Regions from separate parts of the Mus musculus genome. Here all the other regions are linked to region 3. The links are chromatin loops, found by intact Hi-C in ENCODE. Cell type or tissue: left cerebral cortex. All regions are shown on one strand. Region 1 has its middle 5.0 kb from the start of Gm46508. Region 2 overlaps Nipbl (NIPBL cohesin loading factor). Region 3 holds the start of Nipbl (NIPBL cohesin loading factor). Region 4 overlaps Gm46508 (a long non-coding RNA gene). Region 5 has its middle 13 kb from the start of Gm46508.

What was found. A loop is a pair of places that touch in the nucleus more often than their neighbours do. Peaks named below come from ENCODE experiments on the same cell type or tissue, not always from the same donor. Only the 100,000 strongest peaks of a DNase experiment are listed, where the experiment ranks them.
Region 1: a loop joins it to region 3, with 4 times the contacts of the local background. A loop is called at or near these places in 33 of 42 quality-filtered maps.
Region 2: it touches region 3 in a loop (4-fold over the local background); 21 of 42 quality-filtered maps call a loop at or near these places.
Region 4: it touches region 3 in a loop (5-fold over the local background); 37 of 42 quality-filtered maps call a loop at or near these places.
Region 5: a loop joins it to region 3, with 5 times the contacts of the local background. A loop is called at or near these places in 18 of 42 quality-filtered maps.

The regions. Positions count from the first base shown.
Region 1 is chr15:8,575,151-8,580,150 of GRCm38, forward strand. No RefSeq gene overlaps it. Among named protein-coding and RNA genes, the nearest start is that of Gm46508, 5.0 kb to the right of the region's middle. In left cerebral cortex, a CTCF peak has its summit at 2,609 (motif pointing left); a DNase peak (open chromatin) is centred at 2,582.
Region 2 is chr15:8,379,998-8,384,997 of GRCm38, forward strand. All of the region lies in intron 1 of Nipbl (NIPBL cohesin loading factor), which reads right to left. Among named protein-coding and RNA genes, the nearest start is that of Nipbl, 62 kb to the right of the region's middle. In left cerebral cortex, a CTCF peak has its summit at 2,393 (motif pointing right); a DNase peak (open chromatin) is centred at 2,416.
Region 3 is chr15:8,443,090-8,448,089 of GRCm38, forward strand. It overlaps Nipbl (NIPBL cohesin loading factor), which reads right to left and starts at 1,374. Exons shown (of 47, transcript NM_027707.3): 1 at 1,036-1,374. LOC102634078 reads left to right here. Exons shown (of 3, transcript XM_017316813.1): 2 at 626-875; 3 at 974-2,774. The coding sequence ends at 2,202. In left cerebral cortex, CTCF peaks have their summits at 771, 1,009, 2,376 and 3,484; DNase peaks (open chromatin) are centred at 725, 1,570, 2,160, 2,393 and 1 more place; H3K4me3 peaks cover 4,534 bases; H3K27ac peaks cover 2,226 bases.
Region 4 is chr15:8,587,083-8,592,082 of GRCm38, forward strand. The region is part of intron 1 of Gm46508 (a long non-coding RNA gene); the gene reads left to right. Among named protein-coding and RNA genes, the nearest start is that of Gm46508, 6.9 kb to the left of the region's middle. In left cerebral cortex, a CTCF peak has its summit at 2,874 (motif pointing left); a DNase peak (open chromatin) is centred at 2,859.
Region 5 is chr15:8,567,087-8,572,086 of GRCm38, forward strand. No RefSeq gene overlaps it. Among named protein-coding and RNA genes, the nearest start is that of Gm46508, 13 kb to the right of the region's middle. In left cerebral cortex, no CTCF peak of the experiment used is centred here; DNase peaks (open chromatin) are centred at 2,183 and 2,637; H3K4me3 peaks cover 1,406 bases.

The DNA of each region.
Region 1 (5,000 bases), 130 kb after region 3:
ACCCCATTAAAAATGGGGTTCAGAGCTAAACAAAGATTTCTCAACTGAGGAATACCAAATGGCTGAGAAGCACCTGGAAAAATGTTCAATATCCTTAATTATCAGGGAAATGCAAATCAAAACAACCCTGAAATTCCACCTCACACCAGTCAGAATGGCTAAGATCAAAAATTCAGGTAACAGCAGATGATGGTGAGGATGTGGAGAAAGAGGAACACTCCTCCATTGCTAGTGGGATTGCAAGCTTGTACAACCACTCTGGAAGTCAGTCTGGAGGTTCTTCAGAAAACTGGACATAATACTACTGGAAGATCCAGCAATGCCTCTCCCGATAATGAGAACACATGCTCCACTATGTTCATAGCAGCCTTATTTATAATAGCCAGAAGCTGGAAAGAACCCAGATGTCCCTCAACAGAAGAATGCATACAGAAAATGTGGTACATTTACACAATGGAGTACTACTCAGCTATTAAAAACAATGGATTTATGAAATTCTTGGACAAATGGATGTATCTGGAGGATATCATCCTTAATGAGGTAACCCAATCACAAAAGAAGTCATTAGATATGCACTCACTGATAAGTGGATATTAGCCCAGAAACATAGAACACCCAAGATACAATTTGCAAAACACAAGAAAATCAAGAAGAGGGAAGAGCAATGGGTGGATACTTCATTCCTCCTTAGAATAGGGAACAAAACACCCATGAAAGGAGTTACAGAGACAAAGTTTGGAGCTAAGACGAAAGGATGGACTATCCAGAGACTGCCCCACCCGGGGATCCATCCCATAATTATCCACCAAACCCAGACACTATTGCATATGTCAGAAAAATTTTGCTGAAGGGACCCTGTTAGAGATGTCTCGTATGAGACTATAGCAGTGCCTGGCAAATACAGAAGTGGATGCTCACAGTCATCTATAAGATGAGGCACTTGGGAGGCAGAGGCAGGCGGATTTCTGAGTTCGAGGCCAGCCTGGTCTACAGAGTGAGTTCCAGGACAGCCAGGGCGATACAGAGAAACCCTGACTCAAAAAAACAAAAACAAAAAACAAAACAAAACAAAACAAAAAAAACAAACCCCAAAAAAAAACAAAAAAAGCAGAAATAAGATGGAACACAGGGCTCCCAATGGAGAAGCTAGAGAAAGCACCCAAGGAGCTGAAGGGGTCTGCAACCCTATAGGTGGAACAACATTATGAACTAACCAGTAACCCCAGAGCTCGTGTCTCTAGCTGCATATGTCGCAGAAGGTGGCCTAATCAGCCATCACTGGGAAGAGAGGCCCCTTGGTATTGCAAACTTTATATGCCCCAGTACAGGGGAATGCCAGGGCTAAGAAGTGGGAGTGGGTGGGTAGGGAGCAGGGCGGGGGGAGGGTATGGGGAACTTCTGGGATAGCATTTGAAATGTATATAAAGAAAATATCTAATAAAAAAAGAAAGAAAGAAAGAAAGAAAGAAAGAAAGAAAGGAAGGAAGGAAGGAAGGAAGGAAGGAAGGAAGGAAGGAAGGGTCTCTATGGACCTAACTAAATGTCATATGAGGTGAGCCCTAATCCCCTGACTTGTGTTCCTATCAGAAGAGGTTTGGACAAAGGCACACACACACACACACACACACACACACACACACAGCAGGTAGCAACCATATGAACTAAGACTGTGGGAAGGTGAGAAAATATAGTTCGGTTGTTGAAGTCACTTAGTTTATGGTGCTTTTGTCTTGGTGACCCTAACAAACCAATATGCTTCTCTAGGGGCCAGTGCCTTTTGGGCTCCTACTCATGGGAGCTGAGACCACTCCAAAGTGACCTTGTTCCAAGACTTGCATTTCACCAGGGCTCTGGCCTTCAGTGTCTAGAGTGTCCGGGGTGTATTTGATGGTTTTGAGAAATATTGCTCTCGGTGAGTGGAAGTAGTGTGGTTCTTTATCTTGGGAGACTGTGGTGTCCAAGCTGCCCAGTGAGGATAGGGTGTGGTCAGAGGAGCCTTCTGAGTGTGAAACTTACAGCTGTTAGTTCACTGTCTTGCCACCTGTTCAGAAGGCTGGCTCTGCCAGTGGATTGCTTTATGTGCTTTCCCCTGAAGCCAAGCTCGGGACAGAGAGAAACAATTATAAAGGAGCACGTTGTGGCACGTAATTAACTTCTCTTTGCACTTAATAACCATTCTGAATCTTATTTGGGTCTTGTGTTTTCAGATACAAAGCAAAGAATTGTGAGAGGTGAAGGCCAAGTCTGTACTTAAACTAGCCTGTGGAGAAAAACAAAATACAGCCACACATTCACACAACTACCCCATAAGGGTGAAACAGAATGACCAGGGCTTAGAAATCCTGACTCCTGTCAGCACAGCTGGACAGGTTCCAAGCCTGGCCTTGTGGACTTTGGTGACAGTGAGATATTCAGATGAGGACCATGTCCTCAGTGACTTCTTTGTTCAGTGGAACTGGCCTTTATGATGTATTGAAGCAGTGTTTATGAGAAAGATGCTGATGAACTAGTTCCCATCTTCCCCTGGGACTGTGAATGAGAGCCATGACTCTTGGAAAGAGCTCGCTAGCCAACGCCATTTCTGACTAGGTTGTTCTCTAACTCCCTCTTCTGGGAGGCTGTGGTACTACCCCAAGTTTTTCTCTGTTCCACTAGTGGGATGATTGTTCTTGTGCCCAGTCCTATCAATAGATGGGGACTTCCCCAGGACGAGTCTCATGTTTCATTTGTCTTTGTCTCTGATTCAACTTCTAGCTGGCATCAGGTATCCCTCAGTGGCTGAATAGAGTAGCTGGCTAACCCTTTGTCCTTTAAAAATATTTTGGTGTTTCTCAGAGACTAGAGGTGTGTGTGTGTGTGTGTGTGTGTGTGTGTGTTTGTGCATGTGGGGGAGGGTGGTTGGGGGTGAGGGAAAACTATGCAGAACTGTTATTGAAAATTACTACAGTGGTTGTATACAAGATTCTATCTATCTATCTATCTATCTATCTATCTATCTAATTTTGAAACAGGTAAAGCCCTGGCTGGCTCAGAACTCCCTACAAAGACCAGACTGGCCTCATACTTGGAATGATATTTCTGCCTCTGCCTCCCAAATACGGGTGCTACACTCATCTAGATTTCATTATTTTGGATACTAAGGTATGTGAATAGTGTATTTGAGTATCTAGGCTATGGTTACCAATTAAGCCACAGTTATCGACTGACTAACAAAGACCTGGAAACACAGGTTTACGTGAAGTAAAGCACTGCAAAGTAGGGTAGGGAGACAGTAACGTGGCTAGAAGGACGTGTACATAACCCAGGGAATCTAACTCTTCCATAGAATTTACAGGACGGGCAGCAGCACAGCTCTAACTCACATTATACGTCTGTTCACTGATTTCTATCTCATCTCAGGTGCTCTGTAATGCTATCATTATGTTTATATTTTATATATTTATATGTTATATGTAACTACCATGAGTATTGATCCCTTAGTTTTGCACAAGGGGAACCTTGAGTGCATAGACACGTATGCATTTGTAAACTTCATTGTATGTCCTAGACACTGAGCTAGAGTACATCAATGACAAGGCACAGAGAAGCCTTACCCTTCTGGGACTTCCCTGCTAGCCGGAAGGTGAAATAGAGGAGGTAGGAAAGATGTAACCACGGTCAAGGTGGAGAGTACATCTGCGCCCAGGCGAGGTTTGCAGCTCGCACAGTGGTCAATGTACCGAGAAACAAGCACCCAGCCCACCAGTGTCGGTTCTCAGTGCTCTATTACAGCAACCTTAAGGTGTGAGGTTATAATTGTTCCCCGAGAGTAGGCACCTGGTTCCTGAGAGCACGGTGAAAAGAACCAAAGAACCGGGGAGGCTTCTTCAGAGCAAGTGCAATTACCTGAAACCCAAAGCTTGGGTAGGCGTTTCCGTAGGTTAAATCAAAAGGGAGGAGGAAAGGCAGAAGGAACCTAAAGTGGAAAGGTCCAGAGGTGAGAACTCACGCGTTTCTTAAGAGTTAATTCTGCCTGGGCTTTTGAGGGAGTCATGAGAACGGGAAGGCAACCGAGGGTAGCTCCTGTGGGTTGTCAGTCAGACTCAACGTGGAGGCAAACAGGAGAGGATTAAGGAAAAACTGGTGTGAACAAAGCATAAGCAGGTGCAGGCTCGAATCCACCAGCCAGAAAGAGGGGACGTGGAACTTGAAGCCATGTCCGACTCAGGAGCTCACCTGTGACCACTGCCCACTACATCAAGAACCATCACGTGGACGAGTCCATCCTTTACCTCACCGGGAGATCTTTTAGGATCTCCCTGGGACTGCAGCAGGTCCCGGAGAAAGGAGATACATTTCCATTCCCCCTGTTCCTCTTGCCTGGGCGGTGTGGCGCTTGTGCCCCCGAGCTGTTCTGCAGTAGCTCTCCAGTTCCTGGGTTGCTGCTCCCGGTTTTGTTTTGTTTTTTCTTTCTTCCCGTTTCCAGAGTTAACATTGTTCCTTGCAAGTCTCTGCCAGGTCTGCTGGTGTGCAGAGGCTGCCTGCTTCATACAATCGGGGGCTTTCAATTGTCCTCCAGAGAGCAGGCAGGCGAAAACACCAGCCTCCTTCTTGGGCAAGGGGTAGGTGCTGGGCGGCAAAGAGAAGCGTCCCTGCGTCTTTCCTGTGTGTTCTTGCTGGGTGGGTGTGAGTGCATACGCGTGGACTTGTTTCCCATAGTGTTCCCCTATACCACTTGCTGAGTGGTTCCATCACCACTGATACTTAACTAGAAATATGCACGATCTTATATGTTGGAACCTTAAAATGTTAAAAATGCCTTGTGGTAAACAAACGTCTTTAACAATTACTCAAGAGAAGTCACAACAGACCTTACTCGTTTTTATACCTTCAGTGGAATGGCTGGATTTATTCATGTTTTTCTTTGCACATACTGTATAGCACACAGCTAAGGACATGGTCTCTCCCAGACTTCTTCAGTTCAAATGATAACTCTCACAGTGTTCAGCTGGCTGACATTG
Region 2 (5,000 bases), 63 kb before region 3:
ATTTTATGACCAGACTTGGGTTTCATCCTCAAAGTACTTCACTACGTATATACAAATATTCCCAAACTAAAACAAAACAAAACAAAACACCACACTCAAACATTGAAATACACAACAGCTTTGACACCAAGCATTTTGGATAAAGGCTGATAAATCTGCAAAAGCAGAAACTAGAGGAAGTGAAGGAACAGTGTAGAAGGACGTCTGTTTTTAAGCACTTCTTACCTGCCAGGCACATATATGTATCTTTCCCAATTATAACATAAGAAGGTTATCATAATGATTATCTTTATTCTCCAGATGAAAACTTAAGTCTTAGGACCTGAATAGTTATGGCTACAAGAGTTAGGATCTGAACTTGAGTATTCCTTTTCTTTCATGCTTAAGATATCTATCTATCTATCTATCTATCTATCTATCTATCTATCTATCTATCTATCTATCTACCTACCTACCTACCTACCTACCTATTTATGTATTTTGAAGATAGGATCTCCTTATACAGCCCAGGCTTGCCTTGAATTCAACAAGCTTTCTGCTTCAGCAAGTGCTAGGATTACAGACCTCTGGTGCCACAATTAGCCTGAATAAAGGCATTTCTAAGCCAATTTTATATTCTTGGGCATGAAAAAGGCTATAAAGCAAGGATGCAAGGATACGACAATACACTACACTGCTAGAGCCTCGCTGAAGAATAGACACATGTCTGACGCTGTACTTCAAAATCGTCACTGCTATGTCATTATATAACATTATTTTCATCTTTGATCCAAAATTCATAAATATGGACTATTTAAGTAATTGATGTTTTTCTTTGTTAATGTAAATTTGGGGGGGGGTGTAGGAAAGCTAGCATAGTTAGGGCGAGGGAGAGGGCTGAATTGGAAAGCTGTCTGTCTGCATGGAAGCCGAGCACTGGGACAGGCACAGGTGAGCAGATCCTGGAGGGAAGAGGAAGCAAAGTCTAAATGGCAAGCTCAAAGGTCACTAAGAGATCCTGCTTCAAAATGTGGGGACAAGTTTTGAAGAAGACATCCCTTTATCAACCACTGGTCTTCACACACATCTGTATGGGCAGGACTCACACAGGCACACACATACACCCTCATATATTTGATTACTCTAGTTAATATTATGTTTAATTTTATAAATGGCCTCAAGTCCATTTGAAAACAAGGTGCAGAGGTAAGTAAGTAAATCTACCCTGCACTGTGTGATCATTTCACACGAGTCACAAGAGTCTCCCTTCAGATTCTCCTTCCCATCTACTACTCAAGACCGGATTCTTTTTCGCATTTTACTCATCGCAGATGAACAGATCTTTCTCAAATCCTAGCTCAACATCAAAGTTATCAATCAGCACCTCCTGTGAAAATCTATTTCCTTTCCAACATTTTGCTTTTCTAGAATTCCCAATTACCATCATGAAGTAACAACAGTATAAAATGGGACAGAGCTATTTGGGACACCTGCTTTACCTTTAGTAGCTCCCTGCAATCACCACACTACATACTGAGAATGTTTATGTATATATGCCTAAACCATGTAGCTTTATGTTACTATGTATAATGAACTGTACAGACACAACGCAGAAGCGTACACTTACGCTACTGAACTTATTATAGAGGGAAAAGTTACCACTAAGCAAGTCAGGTTGGGATTGTCAGTTTTCCAAGAGCAGTTTAAAAAGAAGTTGTGCTTGCTAAGGAACAAAATAATAAACACTTGCTTTCCTGACACCCCCCCCCCCAATTATTTCATGTGAACTGACTTTAAATAGTTATAGCTGAATATAGTTAGGATCAAGTAGCTAGACAAAAGCCTGGCCATCTCAATATATAAACATACAAACTACATCAGGAAAAACTAGTCTTGAATCCCAGAGTAACTTTGAAATTTATAGAGTGGAGTTTTGGGATGTAGCTCAGTTGGTAGAACCATTGATGAGCATGCATGAAGCCCAGGATTCCGTCCCTAGCACCTCAAAAATAGGGTATAGTAAGCACATACTAAAACTGGGAAATCAAAGAAGCCCTCTGCTACACAGAGCTACATGAGACCCTGTCTCAAAATGATAAGAAATTAAATTAAATTACAAAGATTTCATAGAAGATGTGTCAAAGTGCTACTACAGTTTAGTTTGGTAGTCTATCTTCCCCCCAACATAAAAATAATTTGTCCTTTTAATACTGCAAAAGAAATATGTGCTCTGCACCCCCTAATTAAGACTACTGTAAAAGGTTTCTTAAACAGAGATGGTATTAGAAGTATAAAATAAAGCCACTATTTTATTTCTTTCGAATTAAGTTCCAGTTTTAAAAGTATAACAGTAAAGACTTAACTCTCAGGTTTGAAGCAAAACCTGCTTGAATGATAATCTGCAATCTAAGAACGCCACAAGAGGGCACACTTTCAACTATTGTAAGTGGGAAAGTAAAAAACTTAATAAACTACTGTGAGGAAAGTTGGCCAATTTTTTCCAAACTGATGACTCAACATCATTAGAAAGCAAGAAGTGATGAAGTGTGTAATGTTTTGTTTAAGCACTCACACAGCGAAACTTTTTTTGATGCATGCAAAATTAAGAAAAACTTAGATATACAGTAACTTCTGTATTAATATTAAATTACAAGTAGTCTTAGCCTTGTGGTGGCATCTAGCTGTCTTAAGAGTCATTCCCTTTTCATGCCTAACCTCTGGATATGGTCTTTACAGGTTCACTCTCCCCTTTGTTGTTTCAGCTAATCTCATCCCTGTTGGATCCTGGGAGCCATCCACCCTTCTCAAAAATTCTAACCCAGAATTGCTCCTGTCTAAAGGAAATATAGGGACAAAGAATGGAGCAGAGACTGAAGGAAAGGCCATCCAGAGACTGCCTCACCTGGGGATCCAACTCATATGCAGCCACCAAACCCAGTCATCATTGCCAATGCCAAGAAGTGCTTGCAGACAGGAGCCTGATATGGCCGTCTCCTGAGATGCCCTGCCAGAGCCTAATACAGACTCGGATGCTTGCACCCAACCACTGGACTGAGCACACGGTCCCCAATGGAGGAGTTAGGGGGAGGACTGAAGGAGCTGAAGGGGTTTGCAACCCCATAGGAAGAACAACAATATCAACCAACTAGACCCCCCAGAGCTCCCAGGGACTAAACCACCAACCAAAGAGTACACATGGAGGGATCCATGGCTCTAGTCCCATATGTAGCAGAGGATGGCCTTATCATCAATGGGAGGAGAGGCCCTTGGTTCTGTGAAGGCTTGATCCCCCAATGAGGAAAATGCTAGGGCGGTGAGGCGGGAGTGAGTGGGTGGGTGGGTGGGTAGGGGAGCACCCTCATAGAAGCCGGGAGAGGGGTGAGATAGGGGACTTGTGGAGGGGAAACCAGGAAGCAGGAATAACATTTAAAATGTAAATAAGTAAAATAATCAATAAAAAAAAAAAAGATCCTCCTTTCTCACCTCCCCCTCCCTCTTATATTTTGGAGGCAGATTCTCAATATCTGCCCTAGCTAACTTTTAACTCAAGAAAGCACTGTCATGCCCACCTTTGACTTACAAACCTTTACAAGAAACTGGCTACTTTGATTTTTGATCATAATATGGCACAGATTTGTACACAGTTCATTAATTAATACATCTTACTGGGACAACAAATGGGATCAGATTCAGATATTTTAGTAAATTTTAGTTAAAGAAATAAGATCAGGGGCTGGTGAGATGGCTCAGTGGGTAAGAGCACCTGACTGCTCTTCCGAAGATCCAGAGTTCAAATCCCAGCAACCACATGGTGGCTCACAGCCATCCATAACAAGATCTGACCCCCTCTTCTGGAGTGTCTGAAGACAGCTACAGTGTACTTACATATAATAATAAATAAATCTTAAAAAAAAAAAAAAGAAATAAGATCAAAGCCTGAAGAAATGGCTTAGCAGTTAAAAACATTGGTTGTTCTTCCAAAAGATCCCATGTTTGATTCCCAGTATTCACATTGACGCTTAAAACGATCTTTAATTCCAGTTCCAAGGGACCTAATTCCCTCTTCTAGTTTCCATGGGCACCAGCCAAATACAAGGTGTACAGACATGCATGTAGGCAAAACATCCATATACATTTAACATCATTAAGAAAATTACCCCTCACCCCCCAAAAAACTTTGAAAGACTACAGACTATGCACAAAACCATCATATATTGCATGCACATAATCTCTCTCTCTCTGATCTAAAGATACCATTCAAGCAAGCCTTTTGTACAATTTTTCTTATTACTGAATCATTCTAATCAGCAAGACATATGTACCTGGTATTAATGTTCCATATTCCCAATGAAACAAAACAAAAACCTGATTCCCCCAATTACTACTTAGTAGTCCTATTTATTTTCACAAGGTTCTTCAGCTGTCTATCCTCATCTCAACTTTTCTTGAACATTTCTATATTCACTCACACCATTTCTCCAAATGCCTCACAACAGTCAGTCATCAAAACGACATTGTTAACTCAATGAACAAGCAAGCCGCAGGCCCTCATCACTTGTCCCAACATTTACAACTGACCATTCTCTTCCTCGTCTCCCAAAACAACAGTACAGACTGTGCATGCTCCCTCCCTCCTCCTGGATTCCTACTTTGCTCCTCTGCATCTTCCTGCCCTCATTCCCCTAGAGATCTCCTTCAGGCTACAGTTTAAAAAACAAACAAATCAGCACTTCTATGCTGCTAACTCCAGTTAGTACGTACAACTCTGATTTCTACACACTTCAACTGCCTATTTTTCGTGTGTGTGTGTGTGTGTGTGTGTGTGTGTTTAAGTGTAAATCTAGAGTGGAGGCTAGATACAGACTTTGAGAACAGTTTGTATAAAACTTTTTAAAAAAGATTTATTTATGTATATGAGCACTGTAGTTGTACAGATGGTTGTGAGCCCATGTGGTTTCTGGGATTTGAACTCAGGACCTTCAGAAGAGCAGTCAGTGAGTGCTTTTACTCACTGAGCCATC
Region 3 (5,000 bases):
GTGTTTTAAACCTCCCAAAGATTCTAAGTGCAACTTAACTTCTATCCTTTGAAAGAAAATAGGTTTCATCCTTATCTCCATGTACGCTCAAAAACACTTAGAATTCTTTGTATTCTTGCACCCGTTTAGGCTAAAAAGTATCCAGAGAGTTTTATGTAGTCATTTAAAATTATCCTTACATAACAGATACAAATACAAAGTGTCGGAGTAAACCTGTCAAGTTCTTTCTACTTGGTCTTTGAATAAAAAGTCCATGTGCAACACACTCTGTCAAACAACATAAAAGCTCCTGGGCGGGGATGTGCAGTGTGCACAACGCTAGGGTTTTCTAGATTAAATATACATGTGGACGGTTTGATCCTTTTACAAAGGAAACCAGTCTTTATTAACTTTCCAAAACGTCCAAACAAGTTTGGCAGAGAATTACCACTGTAGCCGTGTCTGAGTATTTACATTTGTTTCACTAACTGAAACTACTTCCTCCCTTCATGGGGTCACAGGGGGAAGAAGGGGGGTTGTTTGTTTCACTGGGACGTTCCCCACTCCCGGACCGGGAAAGTTGTAAATATGGGGGACGATCGGGGCACATTTGCTGATAGTTGTATTGTTTCCGCCTCCTCACTAGCTACGGCTCCTCTCCCGGGCGAGGCCTGTCACCGACCAGCAGTCGCTCCGCTCAGCCCGGAGCTCTCCTAATCCCCGAGCTCAAGTAGATTCCGCTGGCCCGCGGCCTGCACTCTCCGCCGGGCCTACGCCTCCCCGGCCGCCCGGCAGGGAGCCCGGTTCCCCGTCACCGAAGCCGGCCGGGAGAGGCTACGAACCCCGCCGCCACCGCCGCCGCCGCCGCCACCCAGGGTGGCTGCCGCCGGAGAGGAGCGAGCGAGCGAACTCACTCTCTCGACTCGCCCCGTGGAAGAGACCCGGGGCCGCTGAGGAAACGGCGGGGAGGGGAGCGAGGAGGAGAAACGCTGAGGGACCTGGCGCCGGCGCCACCGCCGCCACCGCCGCCGCCGAAATAAAAGAGCAGGAATTTACCTGGGCGAATCGGCGTCTGAATCCGAAGCGGAGGCCGAGGCCGCGGTGGCAAGAGAGAGAGAGCGAGAGAGCGAGACTATAATCCGGGCCGGGAGGGGGGGTGGCTACGGCTCCTCTTCCGTCTCCTCAGTGCGGGGAACATGTAGAGCCGGGGGGAGAGCAGCCGAGAAGACAAATCGCGGCTTCTTCTTCGTCCTCCTCCTCCTTCTCCCACATAGAAACACTCACACAAACACCCGGCCGGGGGCCCCGAGCTACCGGGGGGGCATCGCCGCGGGCCCGGGAACCAATCCTCCTGGCGGCGGGGGCGTCCCTCCCTGGCGGCTTTGCTGGTGTCGGGTGAGTCGGTACCGACGGAGGGAGGGAGGGACGGGAGGGCGGGCGGGGGGGAAGGAGCCCAGTGTGTGTGTGTGTGTGTGTGTATGTGTGTGTGTGTGTGTGTATGTGTGTGTGTATGTGTGTGTGTGTCTCTCTCTCTCGTTCCGTCTCTCCCTCTCAGAACAAAATGCCGACCGGAAGTGCAGCTGCAGGAATGACTCCCTCCGCCGGCGCCAAACACTAACAACCACCCCCTCTTCCCTACTCCACTTCCGCCGCCGCCACCGCCGCCGCCGCCACTCGGGCTCGCAGCTCTGCCTCAGCGCGCCGGCTCCCGCGGGCTCCGGAGGCGCGGCGGCGGCGGCGACAGCGGCGGAGGCAGCGGGAGCAGCAGCGGCGGTTCTGCTCCGTGCCCTTGTCCTGTGCAACGGACGGCCGTGGATGCTGCCCGTGGGGTCGCTTCTGCAAGACGGCGTCTACGCCGTTGCTCGGGTGACCGGCTTGATTTTTTTTTTTTTTTTTTCCTTTTGGTCCCCCTCGAGGCGACAGCAGCCGGGCGCTGGTCCGCTGTGGTGGCGTGAGGCCGGGATCTCCCTCTTCTCAGGCGCTCCGGGCCTCATAGCCCCCCACCCTCAATCCCGGAGAAGGCGGCCAGCCGAGGCCGCGCTGCTCTCCCTGACTGGCCGGCCCCGGGCCCCGGGGGGAAGCCGAGCTCCCGCTGCCGGCGGGTTGGATGCCGACCTTTCAAACGCTGTTCCCGCAGCCGTGATGGATGGATCGTCCCGGGAGCGGCCGGATCCTATGTCTGTCTGGGTTATTTTCTGCGAAGAACACAGTCCTCGGAGGTGAAGACTCCCAGCCTGGCTGAGTTGGAATCGTGATCGTGGTGGTGGTGGTGCATTAATTTCTGGAAATACGAGAGGGCTGCTGGACTTGCCTCTTTTTTTTTTTTTTTTTTTTTTTTTTTTCCTTTTTGGCGGTGGTTTTGATTGCCTCCCTGGTAGTCGGGATAAGGCCTGTAGGCGACGCTGTGCAAGCAAGGAGCCGGTCGCTCTGGCGCTGCGATCTAGGTGTGGGTGGAGCCCAGGCCATCCTGACGCCGGGCACCGGAGCCCCGGCACCGGCGCACTTCAAAACATCGTTTTCCTCTGTATGTTGAAAACTCAGAGGCTCTGGACAAGGCTGGAGTACAAAATGTGAATACGAATACAGTACCGTACCCGATGGTAGTGTCTTACTGTAAAACCGGAGGGCATTTCATCGCCACACAGTTTTCTGTTTGCTTGCTTGTTTGTTTGTTTGTTTTTGTATAAATTGTAAGGGGGCTAATTCTTCAGGTAAAAAGTGCCAGTAGGTAAGCACATTTTACTCAGGAGGAACCATATTATATTTTTTTAAATAAAATAAGTTGTCAGCGTTAATCGTTTGCTTGTCTATGCACTGATGTATAGGACAGCTCGCCTACAGGTTATTCTTTTGCTTTAGAAGTCACTGGGGGTGAGGTGTTAAAGATTTTGTCATTTCTGCACTCCTGACACTAGATGACTATCGCGACCAGAGGGAGTAAGTCAGGGCGGTGACTTCGGCCCAAGGAGTCCTGCAAGTGGGGGAAAAGGTCCGGGCTTGATATCCGTGCAAATAGAACTAAGCCTCGCCATGCTTCTGCCGTCCCCTTCCCCAGAGTGCCCCTGGGACTTGGCGGCGCCCTCGTCATCAGGGTTTTGCCCCATGTCACCCTGGTGCCTCCAGCACTTCTGTTTACCTTCCATGTTGGCGGCGTCGTTCTCATTTTTTCCTCCGGGCTTTCTATCTCGTCTGGCTCTTTTTCCCCAGTAGCCTTCAGGGCTTCAGGAAATGAAGTTTAACTTTCCTTCGCAGGTGTTCTGCATAGCGCGCTGTGGATGGCTCAGTCACTCCCCTCCCTCACTTCTGAACTCTACCCTTTACTATGAGTTTATCAATACCTAACAGAACTTTTATGAAAGACGGTGAAAACTGGAAAAATGTTTAGATGGAACCGAGATAAGGTTATTAGAGGTCAGGAGAAAGCTCTCTTCTAGACATTCGAAAGCTCATAAAGATGATTGCTTTTAGGTTTCTCTAGATGGCATGGCAGAGGCCTGGACATTTGTTGATCACGTGGCCTTGCCCCTAGTGGGCTAATTCATATTACTCTAGTGACTCACAAAAATGCATTCTTAATCCTGTCTGCCCCCCCCCCCCCCCTTTCTTGCAAATACATGCAAGACTGACTGACTGACTGAACCGAAGTCTAAGAATTTGATTGGCTCGGCTCAGATACAGCAGCATTACTGGAAAAGTTCATTCAGCAAGTATTTATTGGTGACCTAATGCATGCCGGGCACTGGGATTCAGAGAGGGTGTGGAAAGGACTTCGGTTACTACTTAATTATGCTGTCAAAGCAAAAGCTACAGGGATTTTTAGATTTTCTGAAATACAGGTTCTGTGAAACATGAGGGAAGCCTCGTGTTGGTATTTTGCTCACCGTTGGGGTTGACGTCTCTTTAGATTTACTTAGCTTACTGAAAGGCATTTTGGAAAAGTACAAATGTAAGAAATTTTATTTCCCAGTAGCTGGAGAGTAGATCTTAGAATTTAATATAGCAGTGGGCTGGAAGCTGTACAGTAAAGACTTTATTTAGTTCTGTTTCTTTTCTTTACATGTACAGAATTTTTAGACAAGGATACTGTTTTAGTAGCTATTTTATACCCAAATAATTAAATATTATTTGGTAGAGTCAATCTGCACCGTATTAATTAGTTTTGAAAACAGATTTTAAGTAACTTCCAAGTGGCTTAGAATCTTCCTCATGCGTTCCGTTTCCCACGGAAGCAGATTTATTTACCCTCCTGCAAACTTCCTTGAATGTTACTGGTGACCTAGTGATTGTGCATGCTTCAGTAGAGACAGTTGATATGCTGTTGGGTACAAAATCTTGGCATGGTTTCGGCATTTCATCTAAACTAATACAATTTTGCGTGTGTGTTCTTATGTGTGAGAGTGTACACGTGTGTGACAGGAGCTGTCCACCTTACTTTTTAAGAGGTTTCTTCCAGGGACTTGAGGACCTGTGCTTAAAGTGAACTAGCCAGTTTAAAATTCTCAGGGAGCTACTTCTTTTGGCTTCCCCAGTGCTGCAATTACACATGGGCACTACTATGCCCACTACTATATCCAGCTTGCTGGGGACTCAAATCGGGTCCTTATGTTTGTATTTTACCAACTGAGCCATCTCCCCAACACCTAAAATTAATAACTTTAATTTATTCCCTCAAAACCTACTGAAGATTTATTAGGTGCTAATTAGCTCTTTTCTAGCCACCTCATATAAAATAAGGAATGAAAGAAGACAAGGGCTCGCTTTCTTTGAAGGGTCTTCCGACAACAGAATTAAATAATTTCAGGGTTTATGAGTATTTCTTCACAGAATCAATTTGTATTTTGCTCGCCTAAATTTCAGATCCCTGTTGTTTTGAGACAGCCCCTCACTATATAGTGCAGGCCGGTCTTACTATTCCCATCCTCCTGTCTCAGCCTGTCTATTGCTGAAATTTCTGGTATGGACCACCACACAGTGGATCCAAACTGAGACCTTCCATAGACTCAGTTGCTCTGAGAGTGATG
Region 4 (5,000 bases), 140 kb after region 3:
TCAGGTTGCTGTAATTAGCTTCTGTCTGGCCTGCTGGAGCAGCAGCAGCAGGCCTCTGCTTCCCACTGCCTGTGCAACAAGAACACACTGAGCCCAGGGCTCTGGGGGTGCTGCTGCCCAAAGCAGTTGACGTTGATGCTTCAGGACAGATGTTGGCAAGGCCTCTTCCTGTGCTGGAGAAGGAGGGTGTTGGGCCTTTTTGATTTGAGGCTGTGAAGAGTCACCGAGGGAGCTACTGGTACGGCAGGGACAAAGGCAATCCCGATTACAAGGAGCTGTGATGGGGGCCGGCTCAGAGACAAGCAGTAAACATCTTTCTCTTTGGTTCCAGGGCTAAGGCCACCTGGGGTTCAGACTTCCCAGGAGTCTCTGGGCTACGTGAAACCCCTTCTGAAACCTTACGCTGTCAGCAGAGTCAGGCTCCTGCGACCCCATCACTCCGTGCATGTCCTTTTTCACCCACGTGTGGCTGGCTACCTTCTAGGTCCTGGACCACCTGTGATCGTGTCTCAGAGCCTCCATTCAGTCCTTGTCCTAGCTCGGTAACTGATGGGTTGCCTGTTCCTCAGAATGGTTACTTTTCTTTGAGGATTATATATATATATAATTTATATATGGGATTGGATTACAGTTCGTGTGCATTGCTACCATATGACCTGCTCGACTTCTGATGAATCTGATCATAGTGGGGTTGATAGCAATAATGCAGATAACAATTATTTGTTTTGTAAAGTTCTTTTGATGTTTCAAAGCAAATTGTGTTTCACATCCCCCGACCCCCTAGAACCTGCTTTGGAAGCACATTCATCAGTTTCCTCACGCAGGTCCTGGGAGCTGTATCAGTCAGGGCTCTCTATAGGAACAGACCCAATAGAAGGACGATATATTAACAGGACCTAGATTAGGTTGGCTTGTTCAATACGGGCAGGGTAGTCCAACATTGCTGTCTTCACACTGGAGAAACTGAGACCCAGCAGGTTGTTCAGTCTGAGCGAATGGGTGTCTGCTTGGTCCTAATCTAACCCTGAAGGGCTGGAGAATGATTTCTGGAGCGTCACTAGTCTTCAGTCCACGTTGGAAGTTTGAAGAAGCTCAGGGAAGGATGGCAGTAGCAGCAGTAGGGTAGATGAACACCTGAACAAGACTCAAAGCAAGCAGGCAAAAAGCAGAACTGATTCTTCTCTTATGTCTCATATATAGGGTGGGCCTTCTCATTTCAGTTAATGTAAGCATAGTTTCTGTCTGCCCTCCACAGGAAGGCGGTGTGGAAAGTAAAAATAACATGGGTCTTCTTACCATTTATTAGCTCTGTGTGTGACGTCTGACATATATGACAGTTTCCTTGTCTTTACTGTAGGAATAATGGTAGTTCTTTTTTTTTTTTTTTTTTTTTTTTTTTTTTTTTGGTTTTTCAAGACAAGGTTTCTCTGTGTAGCCCTGGCTGTCCTGGAACTCACTCTGTAGACCAGGCTGGCCTCGAACTCAGAAATCTGCCTGCCTCTGCCTCCTAAGTGCTGGGATTAAAGGTGTGAGTCACCACGCCCGGCAGTTCTTTCTTTTTTACGATTTATGTATTTATTTTATGTATACAAGTACACTGTAGCTATACAGATGGTTGTGAGCCATCATGTGATTGCTGGGAATCGAACTCAGGTCCTCAGCTCGCTCTGGCCCTGGTCGCCCTGACCCAAAGATTTATTTATTGTTATATGTAAGTACACTGTAGCTGTCTTCAGACACATCAGAAGAGGGCATCAGATCTCATTACAGATGGTTGTGAGCCACCATGTGGTTTGCTGAGATTTGAACTCTGGACCTTCGGAAGAGCAGTCAGTGCTCTTAACTGCTGGGCCATCTCTCCAGCCTGTGGTAGGTTTTTTTGTTTTTGTTTTTTTTTCATCTTAGTGAACATGGACCTTCCATGTGATCCCCTTAAATGCCAGCCTTGAAGTGATCACCCTGAATGTGTTTGGGGGCTTTATCAGAACAGCCTTACACATCATGAAAGGTTTTGCAAGCTCCGACTTGCTTTAGTCCTACAAGTGAGGGAACCAAGGCTCTCTGGAGATTGTGAAATTATCACATAGAAAAACTGGGGTTGGGAGCCAGCCCTTGTTCAGACGCCCTACTTGCTGTACAGCCTCATTGGAGCTTGTGATAAAGAGTGGGAGCTTGTCGGGCATGGTGGCGCACGCCTTTAATCCCGGCACTTGGGAGGCAGAAGCAGGCGGATTTCTGAGTTCGAGGCCAGCCTGGTCTACAGAGTGAGTTCCAGGACAGCCAGGGCTACACAGAGAAACCCTGTCTTGAAAAAACCAAAAAAAGAGTGGGAACTAGAAAATCCAGAAAAATGAGCAGAAGAGTTGAAGGCATTCTGCACATGTTCTGGGCTCCTTTTTATTTTCAATTATAATACATACAATTGAATTATATATGTTATTATATATAACTATATATCTATATTTCACATACATACAAACACATGTATATTTGAGACAGGGTTTCTTAGCCCCAATTGTCCTAGAACTCTCTATTTATTCGGGCTTGCCTCGAATTCACAGAGATCCACCTGTCTCTGCCTCCCCAGTGCTGGGATTAAAGATGTGTACCACCCCACCTAGCTATATGGTTACTTTTAATAAGACATTTACATACACCAAATCCGGAAATACACACCCATATCATGATTGCACGTAAAATACTTTGTGCTTCCAGTCAATTCTAGCGTGACGTAGTTGTATTCAAAGTTTTCCTCAAGTGAAGGAAGTGAAGGCATTCTGTTCACGGAGGACGCTTTCAATAGCTTTGAGAAGCTATTTGAGAAGCATTGTGAGACTGATTGGGTTTGCGTCAGTGCCCTCTGGTGGCAGATCCTGGAATGACCATTCCCATTTACTTCTTACAAAATCGATGTGTAGCTAATGAAATACAAAAACCATAACAAAAACAAAACCGAATGTATCCAAGATCTTTCTCCCACTTTTTGTTGAGATATTAATATTAAAAGTCTGGCCTACTATTTTTACCACATAAAATATGTTTATATACGTTCAAAACTATAAGAAAGAGTTGATTTTTACACAAATGTTCAACTCTCAAATACAGTGTCCGTGTCTGTGTGCTTGCTATGTGTCCCTCACATGACTGCAGCGATGAAGTTAGTGTTTGCGTAAACAAAGGGGCTCCACGGGCATGTGGCTATGTCACCTCTATGGCACACAGGAGGCAGGAAGCTCCTCTTTGCTTGCTGCGAAGAATGAAGGTTGATGATACTGGTGCCGTGAACTTGGGTCACCGAGACTTCACACAGCCATGCCCACAGAGCCTGACACAGCTCCTTTCCCCCAGAGACTCCCTTTCCCAGCCTACATACATGGGTATTCCTGAAGAGGAGCGGTCTTATAGTCACTAGACATAACGCCAGCTTGCACATCGTCTGGGATCACTCTTGGGCCCTGACTTCTCTATGAATTTGCTCATTGATGATTAACCTGTTCAAGACTCAATCTGCTTCAGCTCTGAATTGATTAATGTTGTTAACTCCTATTGGCAATTCCATCTCCTTCTCTTGGACACCGAAGTGTGTGAGAAGCTTCACAAGTTGAGCCTCTTCATTCACAATAAACTGTCCATAGAAGGTTGAGAGCGCAGTTTCCCAGTGGCCATCTGCAAGGCCACATCCTGGAATTTATTCTGTTGAGTTACATTTGTGTTTAAAGAGGCATGCATCCAAATTTTAATTACAAGATTAAGAATAGCTTTACAAAGGAGAAGAGACCCTGTCTAATACTTACATGTGATTTAACTAAGTAGGGACTGAATGTGTACATACAATCAAATGAAACAGTTGTTAAGACACGTTGAGATGGATGTGTCAATATTCCCATAACATGGGGCTGTGTTACACTGCTTAATTTCCAAAAACAAAAATAAATTGCAGAGCCGGCTACATAGGAAAAGTTACAAAAATTTGTATATTCACAGGGAAAACAACTGTAAACTGAACAGGTTATATTTAGGATATATACATACATATATACATATATATCCTCCCTGGGTGACCCTAAACAACAGCAGGGTAGACAAGCAGTCTATCTTCCTGTGGCTCTTCATATCTTGCCCCTAAACTTTGCCATAAGCCTCCAGAGATAACATCATGGCCAGGAATTCACAGTGAATAAGATGATGTAGCCCAGTAAGCATGGAGTAAGTTAGGATACATATATATTATATTATATATATCATATATTATATTATTTATTGTCTTAGTCAGGGTTTCTATTCATGGACAAAACATTATGTCCAAGAAGCAAGTTGGGGAGGAAAGGGTTTATTCAGCTTACACTTCCACATTGCTGTTCATCATCAAAGGAAGTCAGGACTAGAACTCAAACAGGTCAGGAAGCAGGAGCTGATGCAGAGGCCATGGAGGGATGTTCTTTACTGGCTTGCCTCCCCTGGCTTGCTCAGCCTGCTCTCTTATAGAACCAAGACTACGAGCCCAGAGATGCCACCACCCTCAAGGGGACCTCCCCCCTTGATCACTAATTGAGAAAATGCCTTACAGCTGGATCTTGTGGAGGCACTTCCCCAACTGAAGCTCGTTTCTCTGTGATAACTCCAGCCTGTGTCAAGTTGACACAAATCTAGCCAGTATATACATTTATATATTATATATTATACATTTATATATTATATTATACATTATATATTATATAATGTATTCTGTATTATATAATATATTACATTTTATATTTTATATGTATATATATAATAATGTATTTATAGATACATATATATCCTCCTTGGGTGCTTTTTTAGAGTCACCCAAGGAGAATATATATGTATATGTATATAAACATTTGTGCTTGCAATAACACTTGGTGAAAGAAGAGTCCATGAATTTGAAGGAGAGTGGGGAGGGGTATGTGTGATGGCTTAGATGGAGGAAAGGGAGCAGAGAAATATTGTAATTATTTTATAATTTCAGGAAGAATAAT
Region 5 (5,000 bases), 120 kb after region 3:
TCTAAAGTGCTAAGAGTTTTTCTCTCTTATATAAAAGGACCCTGATTTTGACTCAATAAATAGTAGTCACCTACTATTTGTAAGGCACTATCTATATACTATTACTACAAAGTATGTATGTCTATATATTTCAAACAAAGTATATAAAGTATATACATAAAGTGTATATACACACACTATATATATATATATATATATATATATATATATACATACACATACATATGTGTATATATAGGTACATGTGACTTTGTAGACACAAAAACACTTGGTAGTAGCTAGTCAGAACAGTGATATACTAAATGTTAGTAGTCTGTCTAAGCTCCACCCAACAGTTACCTGGAAACAGCCAGGTATGCCTGACTCACTATAAAAGGGGCTGCTTGCACTCTCCTCTTGCTCTTGTTCCTGCCTTTCTGCTCCCCTTCACTCTCTTCCCATTCCCCATCCCCTTCTCCCCTCTCTCTCCATGTGCTCAAGGCCTGCTTCTACTTCTCTTCCTCTTCTTCCTCCTCCTCTTCCTCCTCCTCCTCCTCCTCCTTCTCCTTCTTCTTCTTCTTCTTCTTCTTCTTCTTCTTCTTCTTCTTCTTCTTCTTCTTTCTCTCTCTCTCTCTCTCTCTCTCTCTCTCTCTCTCTCTCTCTCTCTCTCTCTCCCTCTCTGACTTTCTCTGCCTCTACTACCCTCTTGACTCCCCTCCCCACACCACCGACCTGTGGCTGGTCCCTCAGGGGGAAGGGATGCCTCATCATGGGCCTGCCCAGGCACCCCCTTCCCCTAATACCTCCATAAAACATACCCCCTCCTTTCTTTATCTCTTTATAAACACATCACTAAATGTGTAACACCTGCCATTTAAGCTGTTCTTCTGATCTTCATTTTGGCCTTGGGTAACTTGTCCTATTACCTCATGCTTATCTTTCTTGTTTGGGCTTTGACTCCACATCTATCCTCCAAGTGCTTACTACTAGATTGCATAGCAAGCTTCTCTCTCTCTCTCTCTCTCTCTCTCTCTCTCTCTCTCTCTCTCTCCATTGTCTGTTACCAGAGAGCTACTTCTAAACATCACACAGATGCAGACATTTAACAAGGCTGCAGTATTTCTCAAAGCAATCTCCCTTTGTACAATGTTATTTGTTCTTTTGTTTTTGATGGGGTCTTTCAAAAGCCAGACTGGTTTCACTCATTTTGTCGGCAAACACCTTGAATTCAGGGTCCTCCAGCCCCCCAAGTTTGGTGTGCTGGGATTAGGGAAGTGGCTAGGTTATTACACCAGGTCTATGATGTGGTGGGGAATCCTCAGTTCAGGACTTCATGCCTGCTAGGCACACTACCAACTGCGCCCCACCTCCAGATGCCTTCCGGGCAACCGTTGAACCAAGTGAGCCGACAGGGGAGGTCGCTGATCAAAGAGTCTTGTTAAGAGTTTGAAGGCAGAAAAGAGTTCTATAGCAAGCCTGGAGATTCTATCCAAAACCAGTTCTCAAGAAGCTGCTGGGCAGTGGACCGTACACGGCAGATGCAAGGTTAAATATAACCAAAGCATCACAACTTACACACAGATCAAAGAACCAAAACAATCCCTGAACCCTGGCCACCGCAACGCCTGCTGGGCACGCCTGCAGACCCAAGTACTGTGTGCACATACTCCCCCCACCCCACCCCCGGGAGCCCGCCCCGTCCCTTCTTCAGTCGCCCCAAGCTTGATCTCAGGGACGCAGCTGCCGCCAGGTGCGTTGGGATGCCCCACCCTCTCCGGTTGGAGAGCAGACAGACCGGTTCTACTTGTCTTGCTAAGGTGAAGACAACAGACCGACTACAGACAACTGAAGGCGGGCGAGGCCCCGCTGTCTCCCTCCTCCCTCGCATCCTTCTAGCCTCTCTCTGAACTTTTCTACCTGACATTCGCGCTACTAGCTGAAAGCGAGTCCCCAGCCCAGCAGCCTGCCGAGCACCGTCTCCAGCGACGGCTGCGAAACTGTTCGACTCCAAACACAAACACCAGCCCCTGACATGTTTTAAGAAACGCTCCAGTTGGATGAGTGCGGAACCAAAACAGACCAAATCGGGAGGCAGGGAGGGAAGGCAAGCAATTGGCCCAATTCGGTTGGAGCAGCGGGGCTCGTGTTACACTCCCTTTGCCAGTTAGCGTCGTGGGCGTTTGTTGCTGTGTTAATTACAGTTCTTCCCGGAGTCGGAGGCGAGAACAGCCCTCGTGGAAGCGTTTCAAGTGGAACGCTCCACCAGGAAGCAAACAACTGCTTTCCTGCCCAGCTGGGAGGGATTCCACCCGGCAGCGAAGGGCGGGGCTGCGGGCGCGTCCTGCCGGGCTGTGCGCACGCGCACTGCGGGGCTGAGCGCACCTGCCTGCGGTTAGCATCGCTCTGGCCACCGGCTCCGGCGGCGCCCGGGTGCAGAGAAGCCAAGAAGGTGCAGCGGAGCAACGGCTTCTCCCCACCCCCCCTCCCACCCCCACGGGGGGACCCAGTACTCCAGGGAGCCCGTGCTTTTCCCAGCCCCCCCCCCCGCGTTCTTGTTTTCTCTGGAGTTCCTGGGGAGTCAGTTCTGTTTTATCTTCTCGTGGGTGGCATGAGGATGGGAACAGGTGGCTCTGAAGGAATCGGGAACAAACCCGAGATAGCGCGGCAGGGTGGAAAGTACACGGCCTTCCAGATACAGTGAGCTGTCCCAAACTGGCTGCCCTTCGTCAAATATGTGACCTTGGGCAAAGTTGTTTCACTTTTTCTGAAAGGCTCCCAGAAGCTCGTACGTAACTTCACAAGAGGAGGTGCTTGTTTGTGCTATTGACTCTATTGCTGGAACACACACGTCACTATATAAACGTCACCTGTAGAGAAGTAAGCAGGGGCTGGGCACATAGTTCATTTGGTAGACTGCCTTCCTAGCAAGCACTGTGCTTTGTGTATGGGCCTCAGTACCACATAAAATCTCGAGTCCTCTCAGCGCAGGGGGTGATCAGGAGTTCAAGGCCATCCTTAACAGCACAGAGGCCAGCAAAAGCAAAACACAAACAAACAAAACCTTTTTTTTTTTTTTTTTTGGTTTTTCGAGACAGGGTTTCTCTGTATAGCCCTGGCTGTCCTGGAACTCACTTTGTAGACCAGGCTGGCTGGAACTCAGAAATCCGCCTGCCTCTGCCTCCCAAGTGCTGGGATTAAAGGCGTGCGCCACCACCTTTGTTTAAAGGCTTCAAACAAAACCTTTTAATGTTGCCATTCTATACATGAGAAAGTTACTTCCTAAAGATGTTAATGAATGTATATATATATATATATATATATATATACATATATATACACACACACACAAACAGACATACATACACACACATATGTATACATACACATATACATACATATGTATATGTACAAATACACACACATGTATACATACAAATGTATATATATATATGCTATTTTTGTTTGCATGACTATAGGACATAAACTACAAATGGCACTAGCTGAGAGCAATGTGTCCTCCATTCATTTGAGAATGAAGGGGCAGAGAGGAAAGGGTCTTGGTGATTACTGATATCCAGCAAAGGCAGCTGAATAAGCAATAGGAAATAGGATGTGAATGCCAGCATCAGCCTCGCCAATCTGTTACAGCCCACACATACTTAAATACCACTAGGTCAGTGTGGGCTCAGCAAGTAGGGTCGTGGAGCTGAGCACAGTCACAGTCACATACCTGCTCCATATCTCTTACTACAATACTTACCTGGCAGCTTTCCCCCATTTCAGAAGAATGCTTTCTCCCCCTTACAGTGCTATTTGGGAATTTTACGAATAAAATTCTTGGAATCAATTCAAAAACTGCAATCCAAAAGCCATGGTGTGCACTTGACACTGCCACTTAGGCACACTTAAGGCCTGGCGTAGACACCTAACATAATACATGGGAAGTGCTTTGGAATAAAAACAGGAGTAATGATATTTTAAAAGGATACCATACATGTTTTGATTGTCATCATAATCTTCCTGAGGAAATTTTGCCATTAACACATGACTCTCAGTTTCACATCGTTCTTGGTAAAGTCATTTTCAGAACAGTTGTGGGGACTGAATAGGAAAGGCACAGCCCAGAAATCAGGCTATACTGTGTGTGGCATAATCTCTGCCTACAAAGAACTGCTGTGGAGGTAGGGTCAGTTATTCGTGTTCTAAAAAGAATGGCTTACTCAGTTTTCACCGGGTCAGTCAATGCCAGTTCTTGGGGATAGTTTGGATTTGGCTGGGGATCTGGAACCAGTCTGCCTCGGGTCAGCTGCCTTCATAAAAGATCAGTACAAATATCAAATTTGTACTTATGATAACCAAGTCTATCATCGTACATTTCTGTAGGTTAGAAATCTGACATGGTCTGTCTTATTGTGTGAGACTTCAGGCCAAATTCATTTCTTCGTCTTCCAAGGGGCACCTTCCTCCCTCTGGAGAATCAGCAATGACATCTCAAATCCATAAATCGAATCGTCTTGAGAGCTATCTTCAATTCCCTCATCCTCTTTTAGGGACCCATATGATCTCATTGGGCCCATCTAGGTATCGACGCGAAGGATAATTTCCCTATTTTAAGGTGCCCTGATTAGCAAACCTAGAGTCAATTGCATCCCTAATGCCTCTTCAAAATTTAATCTCCTGTGTCTACAGGTTCCTAGGATTGGGGTATGGATATCTATGGGAGGCCACACATTCTGCTCATTTTGGTAGCCAACACTGCATTAATTCATAAACATATACTAAAGGCTTCCTCTGTAAAGGCACAATTAGCAGGGAGGTACAGGTCCCCCAGATCTGTCACTTACTAAGTTAATTAACTGCCTAGTTAGGTTGATTTGGGCAAATTATTTAACCCGTTTAACCTGCAATGTTCACATCTGTAAAGTGAGGGTAATGATAATACTTACCTTATTGGATAATACTTACCTGGCATGTGCCGAGCACTTAGAAGTTTGAGGCTGTCATTATGTGTCATGAGGATT